Regions from separate parts of the Mus musculus genome. Here region 2 is linked to region 1. A link is a loop called in an ENCODE intact Hi-C map of the cell type or tissue named here. Cell type or tissue: heart. All regions are shown on one strand. Each heading gives the region's core, and the rest is flanking DNA. Links, peaks and the distances in the headings are about the cores only.

Region 1 (9,104 bases), core at 1,667-6,666:
GGCCAAAAGCAGCTGAGTGTTGTAGGATATAAAAATCATAAAATCATACCATAAGCTGATGACTAGAAGAGACTGGGAAGCAATGCAGCGTGTGCCGGGGAGACTGGCCAGAAATACATTTGGCATCATTCAAGGAAGGGTAATACGAGAAGACACGGGAGATGCTGCCCAGAGCAAATGGCTGCTGAGATGATTTTACCCTCCTCACGTCAGCTGGGTCCGAGCATGGAACGTGAGATGCTAGCCTCTTTTATTCCTGGTCAGTGGATGTTTTAAGTAGCCTTCTATTTATGAAAAGCAGTTCTCAGTCTTTTTAAGGCAGACTAATGTGGCCACTGGGTTTCCCTCAAAGCTCGGGAGAGCGAATGTTTTAGATATAGTCATCCATTCCATTTGGACATTTCCATGCACTTTGGGTGGAAAGCTGAGGAAGTCCCTCTCCTCTGGGAGCTAGTTCATAGTACAACAATAAAAACAAAGACACGGAAGCCAGCTACAGTGGGGTCTGATAAGTGATCAAACAGCTGTGAGCAGAGAGTCCTGGAAAATACAAAGGAAGGTTTCGATGGTTGTGCTACAGGGAGGTCCATAGGGGGCTTTTTAAAAGAAACTAGAAATGGCCAGGTTGCTCTGTGGTAGAGCGCTTGACAGAGTGATGGGGGGGGGGGGGGCAGGTACTGCAGACAGTGAAGTGTTTGGGAAGTGGGTTGTAATAAGCACCAAACGCCATGCTAAGGGACCTTATTTTGTAGCAGAGGGAAAAATAATCACAGCTGGTTTTGCAAAGCAATAGCATGAGAAGATAATAAACTAGCTCAGAGGATCATAGTCTTTTTTTGGTTTTTTTTGTCATGAATCCCTGTGGCAATCCAGTAGGGGCTATGTATGGATCAGCCCTTCTAGAAGCAATGTTTTCAACTACATTACAAAAAAGAAGAAGTTAGCCAGATGTGCAGGCACATGTCTTTAATCCCAGCATCCAGGAGCCAGGGACAGGTGGATCTCACCAAGTTTGAGACCAACCTGGTCTACAAAGTTCCCAGCCAGCCAGGGCTACACGGTGTCTCAAAATAACATGAAAAAATGTTAAGAAATCCACTATATTAGAAGATAGCTATCAAAATATTTAAAGTGTGTCATATAGACATGCTTGTGCTCCCCCACAAAGCCATAAATAACATGTCTAAGATGGGCAGAGTGGAGAATGCCTGTAATCCCAGAGAGAGATAAAGAAAGAGCAAAATGCAGCAGGGGTTATAGGTGGGCGGGGTGGGAAGAGAGGCTCTGATGGGCAGGCCCTCTGGAGAGCTGGGGGAAGGCAGGCTGGGGCAGATAGAAGTGGCTGGAAGCAAGGTCTTTGTGGTGTGTTCGTTTACTGTAAAGAAGTGCCAAAGCATCTCTGTTAATGGGCTACTCTTGAGAGCTAAGTTTGGACATGGAGTAACACGGGGTAGACTTACAGGGAGCCAGGTCACCTATGAGCTCTCCTGCCCCTGGTAAAGATTTCATGTTCAAACTTTGCTTTACCCCAACCATGACTATGCTCCCCTTCCCTTGACTCCAGAAGAGCACATGGACAGAGGAGCTTTTCTAGCTAGCTTAGATCAGCTAGCATCTCTGCAGTTATTAGAGCCTGTTCTTGCATATGCTTCCTGCAAGAGATTCAACAAGGGAACTTGTGCATCTGGAAAGAATACTCCAGACGTTCCTCTGGCGTGGCAGTATCTGTTTATGTTGGCTGATTTTATAGCAAGTGTGCTTGGGATGTTTCCTGTTTGTCTCTTGGAACTGTATGAAAAGCTGGGCATGGCAGGATAGGCTTAGCATCCCAACACTCAGGAGGCTGAAGCAGCCTGATCTCCATAGTGAGTTCCAGGCCAGCTAGCACTACAGAGTGAGACCCTGTCTCAAGATAGAAAAGATCTGGGTGAAGGCTACAGGATGAGCCAAGCACGGGGCAGCAACTAAACACCTGGGGAAAGGCTGGAGACTACAAAAAGATTATCAGCTGTGGTCATGCCCCGAGGGGTTTCCCACTCTGAAGACTTGACCCACAGTTAAAGGGGGCCAAGATTAATCATGCCTTAATCTTCACTCTCAACCAAAGGATCGTTCCTGAAGATCTCGTCTATTAAGGCAGTGAGGATTGCTGCAGGGTATGCAGTAATGAGCTGCAGGTATTTAATGAGAGACAAGTGCGGTTGCTGCAAGGGTCTAGTACTCAGTGCCTCATCACAAAACCAAGAGGGCTGGTTTGCTGGGGAAAAGGAGCCCCCGTTGAGTCCATGGGTTGCGAGGGTGGAGAGGAAGTTCCCTTTTGAGATTCAGTGTTGCCAGGAAACACAAGATCATCTGGGAAAGACCTTTGTTTTTGTTTTAATTAGGTAAAGATTTTACATGCAGGGAGCAAGTAGCTGACTCCAGAGGAGGAAAAGTTGGAAGAAAAAAAAAAAGTCAATGTGAAGGAATAAAGACATTTATTTGATGGAGGTAGGGATGCTTCGGCCTCTTTCCCAGCCCCTGCCTCACCTGAAAGTAACTGCCTGGTCCAAAAAAAAAAAAAAAAAAAAAAATCCACCTACATAGGGGCAACACTCCCTTCTGGTCCTTGTCAGCTTCCGAGTGTCCCTCTGTCCTGTGTCAGCACCTAGTAGTCTGAGTTCAGCAGGAAAGGCCGGATGCAGGCCTGGCCCTGGCCCTTCTCTCCTAGCTTGACAGGAGGAGGCCTTGACCTGCCTACAGGATGCGGGTTCACATCCTGCACCTCATCATGGAATCCGGCTTCGCCTGCTGCTCTGGTTTCTTCTTACAATCCCAAGAGACAGGAGCCCTGCAGGGCAGGGAAAGGACCCAAGGCCAGACTTCCAAGCAGAACGCTTTTGGGATGCCTGAGCCTCAGCCTGTCTGTCTTTCAGGGGTGGGGAGGGAAGGGCCCCCCACTCTTTCCCAATGTCCCAGTCTTAAACTCGTGCAGTCCAAAACAAGCCAGTTCATTGTGTTCTTGGATATAAATATTGATTCTGGTTGATGTTAACATTCTGTTCATAAAAGAATGTAACATATTTCTCTCACACCATATTAGACTGATGTGTTGTTTGGCCAAGAGAAGTAGAGATTTCTGGCTTCTGCAGAAAATGTGGACATTTAAATGCATGCAGCTTTCAGAAGTCTGGAGAGCAGACTCAGAATAGCAACGAGGGCTTTTGGCTGGCTTCAGCCCTGTCCTCCTCCATCCTTGGCTTGTCACTTTGGCGTTCCTAATCTCTTGTAATTAGGAAGCTGCTTGGCTGTCCACATCTGCTTTCATCAGGAAGGCCTATAAGGTCAGCGCTGAACATTTTTAATTTTCTTCCCTTGAGAAAAAGATCTGGGAGGTCTCCCATTTTTCTTCCCCTCTCCACGTGGGAGGGGAGGGTAAAGGCTTCAGACCAGAGGGTGGTCCATCCAAGCATTCCAACCTGGGCCAGACAAGCCCAAGAATAGGATGTGCTGGCCGCCTTGGCAAGGCAAATTCCCCACATTCCACAAGCGCTCTTCACGGGAAATCTAACTCATGAGAAAGTGGAATTCATGATGTGTATGCGTGTGCATTCGGGTGCCAGCACGTCTCACACAGACAGATCCCCGGCTCTCTGGTATTTCGTAAGAGTGGTAGAGCCCATTTCCAGATGTGGGAAGCCAGACTGGGTCGCTGTGCTGTCAGAGGAAGCAGCGCCCTCTGCTGTCCAGATCAGACAGCACCGCGGTGGAGGGAAAGGACCCGAGGGGTCTGGAAAGCAAGTTCCTGGTTAAAACCTTGGCTCACCGTGGCATGCTGGAGGCCTTGCACCTCCTTTTTCTTCCCACTGCGAGCCTGCAAGAGGCTGGCTGCCCTCGGACTAGCTGGTTCTTTTGATGTTCTGTAGCTGCGAGCCAGCCAAAAATGAGGATTTGCTATAAAACTCCAGCCTCCCGCAGCATCTGCTGAGCTAGTTCCGAGGTGAGAGGCAGTGGCGCTGACTTCTGCATGAGAACCTAGCCAGCAATCCCAAGCCAGGCGAGACAATAGGGGCAGCGTGCCCACGAGGAGGCCTCTGGCCGAGAGGCAGCCCTGTGGCCTCATTGTGCCCTTGGAAGGCGCTGGCAGAGGCCTGGCTGCCTCCGAGGCTTCCAGCAGAGTGGAAGCTGCCATGGCTCAGCTCAGGCATACTGGCATCTCCACCTCCAGGAGCTGGCAACACAGACAGAGGGAGGCCCCGCCCTCTGCCCTGTTTCCTGCCAAGAAGAAGGCTCTGCAGCACTGCCAGAGTCGATTCGCCGGGTTGAGGGAGGGGAAACGACAGAGAGCGAGAGAAGGAGAGAAGGGGAGAAGGAGAGAGGAAAGAGGTAGAAAATGGGAGAAAAGGAAGGGCGTAGGGAGGAAGAGAGGGAGGAGGGAGAGAGAAGGAGGGAGATAAAGAGGAAGAAGAGAGGGAGAGGAGGAGAAAGGAAGGGAAACGGTGAAGGAAAAGAAATGAGGAAGAAAGAGGGGAGGGAGAGAAGTGTGTGTGTGTGTGTGTGTGTGTGTGTGCGCGCGCGCGCGCGCGCGCGCGCTGCCCAAGCTCCCAAGCCAGGTGCAGAAAGCTACTGAAGCAAACTTATTGGACAACCTTTCAGTTTTGCAAGAGAAAAATAGAAGGCATAAGACAATCAGTTTCTGTTTTGAGGGGAAGATTTTTATTTGTTTATTTTTGGCAAACTGAGCTCCTCTCTGCTGGGAGGACTGAAAACCCAAACCACCAAACAGCCCCTAACAACAATGCCCTTCTCTCTCTCTCTGGGACCAATTTCCAGACAGCACAGCGGTCCTGACAAGGTCAACAAGCCGAAGCTGGGAGCGCAAGATCTTTATCTACGTGGGAAATAAGAAAATCATTTGACTGATAAAAGGAAATACAATAAATAGCATCTAAATTCCTGGCTGCATTCCCCCGAGCCCCTCCTCTGCAAGAGAAAGTGCCAGGGCAGGAATACAACTGCCACTACAGCAGGTTTAAAAATAGCACACTGCACACAGCCCTTCCTACCTTCCAGAAAGACTTCATTACCGGGTCCTCAGCCCTGAGCCTGCAGAGCCGCTGCCGGGGCTTTCTTACCCCTGCTCTGGATTTTTCTTCTTTGGAAGCATGAAGGCAGCGGGTGTGATACATTTCCCTCCCGCTCAGCTAGTTTCAGTCCTAGCACGTCTGGCGCACACGGCGAAAGTCCATTGTATTTAATGGGGTGTTAACTCTGTTTATTCTCTAGGACTTGTACGGTAATTTTACACTCTGCAAAACTAGCAACTTGAACCTGAAGTGCTTTTCCCTCCTCCTCATGCCACTCCAGTGGGCCTTTGGCTCCAGGTCCCTTCACAAGCTTAGCGTTTCCCCAACTGAGATAGCCAAGCATGGTGCAAGCTGCTTCCTGCAGCTGTTAACTCTGCTGGGGCCTGAGACAGGTCTGCATTTCTTACAGACTTAGTTTGTGCCATCTGTTAAATGGGTATTTGAATCTGCCTTGTGTACCTAGAAAAGCTGTTGGCACTGGTTCTCTGGTTCTCAGCTGGTCGCTTTTGTATCTCCTTGGAAAACTGTTAATGTACATGACCGAATGATCCCTGTTAGCCTAAATCTCCGAGTCTCTATCAAGTTAAAGGACCCAAGGCCATGAAAGCAATTACCACCTTACAGATTCATAATATAAACTCAGGTCTTTTTTATCTTTCAAACACTAATTCAAAAAATGTAAGGAGCATCATCACTTGGGAGGCTGAGGCAGGAGGATCAAGAGTTTGAGGTCAACTTTGGTTACATAGTGAGACAATATCTCAAAACAAACAAAAAATATTTTAGGTAGCTTGGTACCTGGGATGCAGCTGGTGGATCCGGACTATTTTCCATGTATTCCTCTCTTTTTAAAAGAGAGAGAGAGAGAGAGAGAGAGAGAGAGAGAGAGAGAGAGAGAGAGAGAGAGAGATAGGCTAGGGAGATGGCTCAGTGGTTAAGAGCACTGACTGCTCTTCCAGAGGACCTAGGTCCAATTCCCAGCACCCACATGGCAGCTCACAGGTGTCTGTAACTCCAATATCTGATACCCTCACATAGATGTGCATACAGGCAAAGCACCAATGCACATAAATTAAAAATAGATAAATTATTTTTAAAAAAAAAGAATTCTCTCTCTCTAGGCCTCCCACCCTCCTTTTTTTCTAACACACACACACACACACACACACACAATTCACGAGGTCTTGTGTAGCTCCAGCTGGACTCACTTCTTAGCTGAAGAGGACTGAGCTACTGATTCCCCGCCTCCCCCCCCCCGCCCCCCCCCACTGCCTCTGCTTTCCGAACTCTGGGGTGACAAGGATGGACAAGTACACTCAGCAGGAAGTGTCACTAAAGTACAGGGCACACAGGCTAAGCAGGCAGCGCTTCACTCATCAGATGCATCTTCCTCAGCTCCCTCTGCCCGTTGTCACTCCCGGAGGTCACATTTGGCCAGCTGCTATCTCTCACACACACACCCTTTCTTGCACAACTTTGTGATTTTGAAAGCCTCTGCCCCATTGCTGAGCAGGGCTTTCTTTTATCTCTCATATCTCCAAGCACAGGGGTCTCACTGTACTGACTCTGTTCCTGGTCCTGAGCCATCAGCTCCAACCTCTCCGTTGCTGGCCCAGTTGCTGTTTATGCCTTTCTGGGTTAAGCATATTGGAGCGTGGTTATTCAGGCCTGTCTCCCTGCCTCTGCATTCTTGGACCTTGGCATTGTGCCTGGAACACAGTAGGCGCTGGGTACAAGTTTGTTTAGTCCAATCCCTCATCTTTATGACTAATGCTTCATTTCGACCATTTTGCAAAGGTTACAGTGTCTCTGAAGACTTGTTGATGTCACCTCCTTCCTCTGCGGCTCCACACCCATGCTGGTGGTGAGGGCACGAGAGTCCTTCATGTTACCACAATTCCCAACAGTACTCGTCTTCAGGGCCTCGGTATTGCTAGGTACAGTTAGCCCCTTCTGCAAAGACACCTTCCTCCTCCCTGTGGCTTTCAACAAGCAGCCGGCTGTGTGTTCCTGCTTCTCTGGCTCTCTTGATCCTCTCAGTGAGGCTCAGCTGCTCCTGTCTCTACATTCCTTCCTGAACAGAACAGATTTGACTAATCCACTGTTTAAAATATCTCCTCCAACTTCAGCTTCAACTCAGGGCCCGGATGTTCAGTGGTCTACTTGACGTCTCACTTCTGAGGCTTTAGGTGGCTCAAGTTTAAACCCAACCTCTCCTCCCTAAGCCTTTCCCTTTCAATAATAAGGCACATTCTGTACATACACCCTCCCTGGGGACTTGACAGCCACTCTCTTGGAAGAGGGATCCAGTCAAGGGATATCCAAATATTATAGATTCCAGGCGATGGGGACATGACTTCTTTGCCTCACAACTCTAATACACACCTAAATGCTAGGTAGACAGGGCAGCCCTCCAGTGATCCCAGCACTTAAGAGGCAGCAACAGGAAGTTTGGAACAATCTGGCTAGCTAGACTAGGTCAAATTGGCAAGCCCTGGGTTCAAGTGAGAGATCCTGACACACACACATAACAAATAAATATTATAGATTCCAACCGCTAACTTGGATTTGAAACAAAACTAGGGTTTGTTGTTGTTGTTATCCTGAACTTAGGTGCCCAACAGGGTCTAGCCTCAGCACCTTCCCAGACCAATCTAGTTTCTATTTTGCCTCTAGAGCAGAATGGGCAAGCGAGGTTTCCCAAACCATATTCAATACAAGTCACAAGCAAAGACAAATTCTCTCTCTCTCTCTCTCTCTCTCCTTTTGATTCTTTGTGAATTTCCCACCATGTACCCCAATCCCACCCACTCATCTCCCTGTCCATTCATATACACCCTCCTCCCTTGCAACCTCCCCCAACAAATAAAACAAAAAATAAAATAAATCTTGTTGTGGAGGTGTGTCCCACAGTACACCCTTTTGCCCAAACATCTTCACTTGCAAATGTTCGTTGCAATGAGTCATTGGTCTGGTTCCAGGCCTCTGGCTTCTGCTATGCTATCAATACTGGATCCTCGTCAGGACTCCTTTCAGATATTCTGTTTTTGCCCTGTATCATGGAGATTCTGCAACTTTGGAATCTTCTATGTGCTCCAGCATTTCATAGATTGGTGGGGCCAACTCAAGCCCTGGGTATGGGCCTGGATGGAAGCAGCTAGCTCTCCTGCTTTGCCCAGGCAAGGGTGGGGCCAGTTCTCCAGTGCCCATGCCACCAGGGCCAGCTCTCCTGGTCTCACAACTTCAGGGTAGGCCAGCTCTCCTGCCTGCCGTGTGTGCTTGTGTGCGTGTGTGCAAGGCGGCAAGGCGGCAGCAGGGCCAGCTCTCTGGTGCTCATGCTCTGGGACATGCTCACCCATGCCACCAGGGTAGTTCTACTGTGCTGCCCAAGTGAGGTGCTGGAATAAACTCTCACTCTTTAGCCCAAATGAGTCTGGAATTTACTTCGTAGCCTTGGAACTCATGGTGATCCTCCTGCCTTAACTTTCCAAGGGTAGGGATTACATGTGTGAGCCACCACACCCAGCTTAGGTATTCTATTTCAAGAAATATTCTATTTTTGAAGTTTTGTTCAAGCTCCCTCTACTTTATCCCCACAGGGTGCTGAAGATAAGACAGAGGCAGGTAAATTTCTGAGGACAGTTTTGTAAATCTGCAGGGGACTGCTGGGAGTGAGAAGCCAGGCCTAGGCTAGGCGAACACTGACGTCAGCTTTGCTACATCAACTCCTTTTTCTTGATTTTATCATCTGTAAAACTGTTGAGCAAGAGCTGGGCGGTGGTGGCACACGCCTTTAATCCCAGCGCTCGGGAGGCAGAGGCAGGCGGATTTCTGAGTTCGAGGCCAGCCTGGTCTACAAAGTGAGGTCCAGGACAGCCAGGGCTATACAAAGAAACCCTGTCTCGAAAAACCAAACCAAACCAAAACAAAACAAAAAAACAAAACTGTTGAGTGAAAGTTGGTGTCTGGAGCTGGAGAGATGGCTCAGTGGTTAAGAGCACCAGGCTGCTCTTCCAGAGGACCTACCTGCCTTGTGCC
Region 2 (9,104 bases), core at 1,999-6,998, 180 kb before region 1:
TTACTTATTACTTGAGAGGTTTCGTCTCTTTTATAGCACCACCTTTCAATCTAATACTACTTACTGTCTCTTAGTTTAAAAATTCTCAGCATTTTAATGGTATACTTATATTGACGAGGGACTACCTAATTTTTCACTTGTCTGGATTTATATTTGTTTTATCTTTATTTTCAAAGAACACATTGACTGAAAACAGATTTCTGAGGTGAGAACTTTTAAAGCTGGGTGGTGCTTTACGTAAGAATCTGAGATAAAACTTTAAGGCCTGAGTCTAAGCCTAGCCTTGGTAACACACGGAGAGCCTGGGGCTGCAGGGTACAGCTGCGGAGCAGAAGTTACACAACTTCTTGTGGAAGTTCTGGCTCCTTTCCTTCACCTTTATTGGAGAGGTTGGATGTAGAGGTCAAAGGAGAACCTGCAGGAGTCTGTCCTTTCTTTCTAGCTCATGGGTTCCAGGGATTAAACACAAGTCTTCAGGATTAGCAGCAAGTTCCTCTAACAACTGAGATGTCCCACAGCCCTATTTCAAGTTTCTTAACCACACTTAAAATAGCTGATTTTTAAGTTACTGTTAACTGACCTCAACATCTAGATTTTTTCCCTCTTATATGGTAATTTGTCTGTCTCATCACATGTGACCTGGAACAGTATGGATAGTGTGCTGCAGTCACTACAGACTCTATCTTTCTTGAATGACGTTCACTTCTCTGCTGACATGAAGTTAAATACTGAGCTTCTAGAAACTGAAGCCTTGTTTTATCAGGGAGGCTAGGTTTCAGTTTTCCCCTTAATTCTGGGATAACTCCTTAAAGCCTTGGAGATAGCACTTACTACTAAAAACAGAACAGCTTTGAGCTTGAATTGGAAAATCTGTTGTTTTTTAAAAACAAAAACAAATAATCAAACCATCTCTAACTTTGAAGGACCCAAACTCCAAATCTGACCAGAAATATCTACTCAACAGCTTCCACTATAGATGTAATTTCCACTAGACCTTAGGAGTGTCTTCTATTACATGTGAAGTTAAGGGTCAGCCAATGATGTAAAAGGAGTATAATATATGTAGGTTTTGAGGCTTCCTGCTTTCTGGGGATTTCCAGCACCAAATTCTAGAGCTTGCAGAGAGTTGTACAGGAGTAACCTACAAATGTAGAGTTAAATTTTTTATTGTGTAATTGTATATTGTGATAACACCGTTTTAGAAAATATACTCTAGAACAGTCGTTCTCAACCTTCCAAAGGCTGAGACCTTTAGTACAGTTCCACATGTTGTGGTGGGTGACCCCAAACCAAACTTTGCTACTGTCATGAAATGTAATATAAGTAGTTCTGGAGATAGAAGTTTGCCAAAAGGATCGCAACCCACAGATTCAGAGGTAATGGGTCACAAAGTATTCAGAGGTAGTGGGTCACAAAGTTAGTAAGTTACTCTTAAATCATCCAGGGAATAAACTATTTTTATAACTCTCTTTCTCTTTCTCTCTCTCTCTCTCTCTCTCTCTCCCTCTCTCTCTCTCTCTCTCTCTCCACACACACACACACACACACACAGACACATATATGTATACACACACATACATTCTAAAATGATTAAAGAGTAAGTATTTCTGTGTACAGCTATTTACATTGTACTGTTGATGATTTTTATGTTAGCATATTAGATATCAGCACAAATTATGCAACAGGTTCTTTTTACTTACTCATCTTTCAGCCAACCACATATAAATAAATTATATATTTAGAACTTGCTGTGGTTAAAGTTGGTGTTAAAGACAAGAACTAACTCTGTTTGAAACATGTTTAAAACCAGGTGGTGGTTGGCACATGCTTTTAATCCCAGCATTCAAGAGGCAAAGGCAGAAGCAAGCAGATCTCTCAAGGCTAGCCTGGTCTACAAAGCTAGTGAGTTCAGGACAATCAAGGCTTTCAAATATATTTTCTATTCTATGGGCCAACCAAGATATGCAGAAGGCATTCCAGAAGAGCAGGCAATAATCAAAGAAGCTTTGGTCCAGGATTGAAAACTAGGGATTAGAAAATCCAGAATCTTGTAAGTGGAATTGATATGAAGTTTAAAATCTTTTCTTTTCCATTTTTTTTTTTTTTTTTTTTTTTTTTTTGGTGTTTTCGAGACAGGGTTTCTCTGTATAGCCCAGGCTGTCCTGGAACTCACTTTGTAGACCAGGCTGGCCTCGAACTCAGAACCTTTTGTTTATTAAAACAAAGTCAACTTCATCACAAAATAACTGTGATGGATAACAGTGACTGTCATGTCAACCTGACAGATCTAGATTCACCTAGGAGACAAGCCTATAAGGAAATTTCTAGACTGGGTTAACTGTGCTGGGAAGACCTACTCTAAATAACTGTGCCATCAATTTAAGGACTGGGACCAAAAGTGAATTGAACAACAGAATTTGCCTCTCTTTTCTTCCTAACAGAGGATGCCAGATGCCTCTGCCACCATGCGTGCATACATGCGTGTATATGAAAGAGGGAGTATGTGTCAGGGAGATAGAGACAGACAGAGAGACAAAGACAGAATTTTGGTTTCTTTAAAAAAAGACAGAACTATTATAATAGGTTTACACTGTAATCCCAGGTGTGGGATGTGCTGCTTCAGTGTCCCTAGCAGCTGACTATGAACTGTCTTGTGCTCTAACAGAGGCATGGTTTTGCAACATTAATATTGCAAATAATTGCAGATAGCTTCTGCAATATGTGGCATTTGGAATTCTGGGGATTTTTCATAAGGTATATAAAGGCCAGGGCCCCAGAGAAGCAGGGCTGGTCAAAGTTGGTCATTTGGGAGGGTTGGTTGCTGTTTGGTAGTAGTCATGGTCGAAGAAGAAACAAAAAGAAAGAAATTAGATTTAAGAATCTCTTTCTCTCCAACCTAGTGTTAGGAATTGAAAGGGTGGAGAATAGTGGAAGAAAGAAGACCCCACAAAGTGGCAAAAGACAGCTATTGAGAGGGACAAGAGACAGGGAGAAAGAGGGACAGACAGACACTGAGTGACTCACTATGCTGCTCAGGTTGATATCAAACTCCACAGCTCAGCCTGAGTAACTGAGAATACAGACACATGCCATCGTGTCCAGCTCCTAACATAACCTCTGTACTACAGTCTCTCTCAAAAGTCCTATAGGCCCAAACATGTTTGCTTTATTATTAAACTTAATAATAGGGGATAGTTTTAAGTAAAAATATCACAACTGAAGTACAACGCATCAATCTCCTGGGAATCCAACATCTCACTGGAAAATATAGTTAGACAGAGCAGGCATAGTCAAAGCCATGAGCTAGGAGCCAAGCCAAACTTGTCACCTGCTTATTTATAGTCTACAAGCTAAAAATAGTTTTTATATTTTAAAACAATTGAAAAAATCAAAAGGAGAGTATTTTGAGCATAAAAATTATATGAGATTTAAAGTTCATTATCTAAAAATAAGGTTTCCAGTTCTTTTGTTTATGTATCATCTCCGGTTGCTTTTGAACTATATAAGGGCATGGGTAAGTAGCGACCAGAGCATAGTAAGCTGACTGCCTGCAAAGTCTCCCTTTATAATTAATGTTTTCCAACTCCTGACACAATCTAAGTTCAGTTCAGTATCACTATCCTCCAATGTAAGAGGAAATACGGTTTAAAATGCTAACGGCCTTAATGGGCGTTTCTCGGTAGGCTTTTTTTGTTTGTTTTATTTCTTTTTGTTCTTTGGATAGAGTGAGAGTAAGAGACAGAGATGACGAGAAGATAGGTTTGGGTGGGTAGGGAGCTGGGCAGAGTATGGGAGGAGGGAGAAACATGATCAAAATATATTATGTGAAAAAAAATTAAATAAACTCTAGGTCAAATAGTTTATTTTAGGTCATTACCCACTGCTACTTTATTCCTTTATACTTGTAAGGAAACGTTAAATAGTATTTTTATATTTACAGTTATTATCCAATAATATGAAGTCAGTTTTATACTAAAAAAAAAAAAAAACCCTTTTTTGTTGAGTTATAAAATTTGTTAGGTATGACACATCATTGTCTTCTGACCAGTTCTGATTTAAAGTTGTAATGGGCTTTTTGAGTTGAAATGTAAATAACATTTCCACAGTAGAAACAAGATTATTCATAACAATAGTGATTAAAAATAGCTTTGGAATCTGAGAGTTTTGGAATTTTGCAAAGGTGTTATAACTCGTTCTAGAATGATTCCACATCTGCTTTTGACCACGAGGGAGTAAACACGTCTGGAATGATCCTCCCACTGCAAACAAGAACCACATGGTAAAGAAAACAGGAAAAGACCATTTCAGACTCAGGCGTGGGGACCAGGACTACAGAGAAGGAAGAAAGAGCTTCCCTCTCCGGCAAAAAGCGGTTTCCACTGCAACGCAGTAAGAACCAAACAGAGCCTTGCAATCCTGTCAACTTGAGCAGAACACTGGAGGAGACCGGTGTGGCTGAAGATCACACAGCAGAGCTGCTGAGAGGGCGAACGGGTTTCCTAGAATCGGGACCGGGTTCCTGAGTGTCAGCTATACGAACACTTGTATGCAACGGTAGCATTTCCCGAAAGGATGAAAGTCCGAGGAAATAAAGTTAACAAGGAATAAAAACATAAATGATTCTCAAAGCTGACACTGAGCAGAAAATTAACAAATTCTCTCTAGCATGAAGGGAAAAACCTTACTGAATATACAAACCAACCAGGAGGACCACAGATGGGCCACATCACAGACACATCACAGCCTTGGGGGAGGGGGGGGGGGACTACTCTGAACTTGTATGGAAGTCATCTGAGCTTAGGCTAGAAGGCAACAAATTAGTATGCAATTAGCAAGTTGTCTTTTAGGGAAAGTCCAATGTTCTTTAAAGAAACAAAATTTAATAGGAATAGAAAATTCACAGCTATCTGTCATTTAATGAAACTACTGGATATTTTAAGAGGCAGTAAAACTGTAATTCATAACCAGGAAAATATCCATCTAGAGACACTAAGAAATGAGACAATTAGCAGGCAACAAACATATAAAGTGATTCTTTAATTCTATTCTTCGAATGGTCCAGGATATGAATGAAAACAGGAACACGGTGAGTGTAAGTGAATTTGAGGATTTTCAAAACAAAATGGACAAATAAAAATTTAAGATTTAAGAGGAAATTGCGTGGAATAGACAAAGAATAGTTTATATTCTGAAGAAAAGAGGCATTGGTGAACTTACAGACAGAGCAACAAAATTTACCTAAAGGGAAGTGCAGAGAGCAAGAGGGGAGGAAAAAAAATTTAAGGGTAGGCTAGAGAGATGGCTTAGGGAGTGAAGGCACTTGCCACCAAGCTTGAAGATTTGATGGCCAGGACTCACATGATAGAGGACTCCACAAAGTTACTTCACAAACTTGCTTTTCGATCTTAACAAGTGTATCATACTTGTTACGTGTACACACACACACCAAAAATCAAAAGAAAAACCAAAAACTGACATAGTGGAAAAAAACCACTCTTGTAAAAACCACATCTTATGAGGCACGATGTGATGCCGTTCTAAGAAAAGAGATGTATTACATTCATAGAGCAAGAACTAAAACAACAAAAGCCAAGGACATAGACTCGAAAATAAACTGATGGTGGCCCAAATGAACCAAGAAAAGAAACTAAACAGAATCTAACAGCATGATTACTTTGAAGGGATGAGTAACAGAGAACAAACTAGTGAGGGGACAGATTCAATACAAAACCTATTAATATATTAAACATAAATTATCTTCCATATCGAGCTAGGACTAAATCCACAGCCTTGTACATGCTAAGCAAGTGCTCTACTACCACAGCTGTACATGTCTTGCTCTAAATCTTCAATGTATAGGGCCCACTTTATAACTGGGTCATGGTGACCCATGTAAGAGGAATGGGACATAGAATTTTGAGTTTGGGCTTGCCTGGGCTACATAGCAAGATCATGTCTCAAAACAAAACAACAACAAAATCTCCAAGTAAATAATTAAGACATAAAATGTTTAAGATCCAAACATATATTATTCCCCTTGACCCCCCTCAACACACACACAAAAATAAGGCAACAGGTTTAAATTAGAAAGACAAAAACCCTTTAATGTTAATATGGAACAGCCCCATTTATATAAAGTACAGTAGAAGACTTATTGTCAGAGATTGAAGGGCATTTTAGAGTCTACAAGAGAATTTATTCAAAAAGTGGGGAAATCCTAAGTGTGCACGCCAGAGGTACAAAATGAGTGAAGCAAAAGCTGTCAGAAACCATGGGCAGATGCCAGCACTGCAGAAGACACCAGATTCCCATGAACTAAAAGAACAAGTGTTCCAAACACACAGGAGGGAGATCTGAGAAAGCTGAGCATCACTGAACACTGAGCATCGCTCAACACAGAGCATCACTCAACACTGGTCCACAGCAGCGCAGCGCCTTTAGGATGACCAAGGCGTTTCTCAGAACACACCGCTGCCTCAACAAGAATAAGGCTGTATAAACCGAAGGAACGGAAACCACATGAAATCAAGTCAGAAAACAGCAAGAGAGAGATTCTACAAAGCCCCAAACATTCAGAAATCAAACAATATACTTCTAAAATAATCTATACAGTAAATGAGAAAATCATAGGAAAATATAAAATAATTTGAGTCAAATAAAAGTGGAAATCTAAATACAAAATCTGCGAGATACTTCTCCTAAGATGTTCTGAGCACATTTATAGTTTCTTCTACTTTTATTAAGGAGGTAAAAGACTAAAAGCAATTGCCTAAGATTCTATGGGGTGGGGGAAAGCAAATTAAATCAAAATAAGTGGATAATAACAAAAACTAAACAAATAAATAAAATAGCCAGCCGAAAACCAGAGAAAAATCCATGAAACTGAAGACTGTTTTGTTTTGTTTTGGTTTTTTTTGAGCAAGTATTAATAACACTAAGAAATCTGTGGCTAGACTGAACAAAAGAAATCAGTACTGAAGCAAAGGATGAAAGAGAATTCATTAACAATAATGAGGCTAACACTTCAGAAACACCAAAGAGAAGCCATAAGGGAACTTCAAGTGAAATGGTGAAAGTCTTCAATTTAACAAAGAAAAGTGTTCCATGCTGAGTTACTAAGATCTGCAATAGGGACAGAAGATGGTTTATTTACAGTATGACAAGTGCCTTTGCTTTCAGCTTCGCACTGGAGGTCCCGCCCAGTGTCCCCTACAGACAAGGGCAAGGGGCACTGCTACATAAAAAGATAATATGATAGCAAAGGAATGCAATGTTGGCTACAGGAATCTAGGTGTGATGCAATGCCACAGAACTATATACTCATTTGCACCAATATTGGTTTCTTGCCTTTAATACTGTATTAGTCAAATAAGGTGTAACTAATAAAGGGAATAGTGCTAACAGGCCTCTGTGCATTATGTCTGTAACTTCCTAATTTGTGAATTCTTTTATAAGGCTTACTTACATTATCTAAAAGTAAAAATCATTTTATACCCCCACCCCTACCCCAACACTTTGGTTTTTCAAGACAGGGTGTCTCTGAGTAGCCCTGGCTGGCCTTGAACTCGGAGACCCACTGGCCTCTGCCTCCTCAGTGCTGGGACTAAGGGTGTGACCTCCACAGCCCAGCAAGAATCTTTTGCTAAAAAAGAAAGTCAAAGTATCTTTACCTATAATAGGTTAAAAACAAGTCAAACTGAACTGACCACATTGCTTGCATCTAACTATGGAACTATGGAAACAGAAAAAACAAAAACAAAATAATGGGAGAGAACAGAGGGATGACTAAACAGGACACTGAAGATCTCAGGTCATGAAAGTCCTCTATATGACATTATGATAAAGTACACATTATAATGTGTCATTATATATTTGTCCAAGCTAATGGAATCTATGACAAGAATGAATCCTAATAAAACAAGGGATGTGGACTCCCTGATCTTTTTAATAGTCTTTCATTGTTCTTGTAAATCTGCAGAACAGCCACATTTCAGAATATCAAATCTTGAATCAAAATGTTCTGGCAATATATAAAAAACAAGCAAAGCTGGAAAGATAATTTATATAATTCTGATGCAAATTTATTCATATGCAAGAAAAAAACTGCAGCTAATGGCCTTTGGGGTTTTTGTTTGTTTGTTTATATTTGGAGTTGGAGCTACATTTTTCATTTTTAAAAGGCCCAAGAGCAAATGATTATCTATTTCAATAACTTTCAATTGTATGCAGCATAGTAATCTTTAAGTATCTGTGAAAATAATCTAATTTCACATTGAGAAATAAAAAATTGTGGCATACATGGTACCCAAATATTGAATTAGTATTTGAATGTTTATATTTACTTGATACTTTTTTCCCTGATAAATTCAAGTAGCAGAGCAACTATTTATAAAATGAGCTACAAAATATAAGTCAACATAGATTCTGTAATTCTTGTTCATTGCCTATCTTTCTATTTATGAAAATTGGACTCAACCCTTTGAATTCTTGCAAGCATAATAAGATATTAATGATGTCCTGAGTAATACTGAATGGCTTAACTGTTAAGTATATCTGAAAGAAGAAAACCAATTAAGATCTTTCTATAACTTCCATTGCCATATCTTTGTCACGGCTTCAGGGACAGACCTGGCTCAGATGGAGAGGGGACTGGGCTCTCTGGCGGAGAAACCACAACATCCTGCACACCAGTGTATTTATTACATACAGTTGAGCGATGGAAGTAGGGTTATTGCACAGATACACAAGGAAGCAGGAGTAGTATATACAGCTGAACAAGGAGTCAAGGGTGGCTAATCTCAGTAGCAATCTCTGTGGGGGAGCAGTCTTCAAGCTGTAAATGTCCAGAAGGGGAAAGAGGGCTAGATGGACATTTTCTACACTCACTATTCACATTTGCACATGTTCTAGAAGAAGGCTTTGCCACTCTTCTGATCCTCACCCCTGCGAGGGCAGGGCATGGGGGACTTTGCCATCTTCCCAAGAGTCTGAGGCTAAGGTCTGTAAAATGGCCATGCCCATGTTCATAACACACACTCACTCCGAGTTTCCTCTGCTCTTCCCACTCTAGTGCCATGTTAAATTTATAATATTCTGTTCAGAAA

What was found. A loop is a pair of places that touch in the nucleus more often than their neighbours do. Peaks named below come from ENCODE experiments on the same cell type or tissue, not always from the same donor. Only the 100,000 strongest peaks of a DNase experiment are listed, where the experiment ranks them.
Region 2: a loop joins it to region 1, with 2.6 times the contacts of the local background. A loop is called at or near these places in 4 of 42 quality-filtered maps.

The regions. Positions count from the first base shown.
Region 1 is chr9:56,502,442-56,511,545 of GRCm38, forward strand. No RefSeq gene overlaps it. Among named protein-coding and RNA genes, the nearest start is that of Gm31529, 73 kb to the right of the region's middle. In heart, for the core only: CTCF peaks have their summits at 3,729 (motif pointing left) and 3,934; DNase peaks (open chromatin) are centred at 2,770, 3,750, 4,040, 6,640 and 4 weaker places; H3K4me3 peaks cover 2,307 bases; H3K27ac peaks cover 4,403 bases.
Region 2 is chr9:56,320,429-56,329,532 of GRCm38, forward strand. The region is part of intron 2 of Peak1 (pseudopodium-enriched atypical kinase 1); the gene reads right to left. Peak1os (a long non-coding RNA gene) reads left to right here. Exons shown (of 6, transcript XR_003948326.1): 6 at 4,200-4,714. Among named protein-coding and RNA genes, the nearest start is that of Peak1os, 84 kb to the left of the region's middle. In heart, for the core only: no CTCF peak of the experiment used is centred there; a DNase peak (open chromatin) is centred at 4,383; H3K27ac peaks cover 402 bases.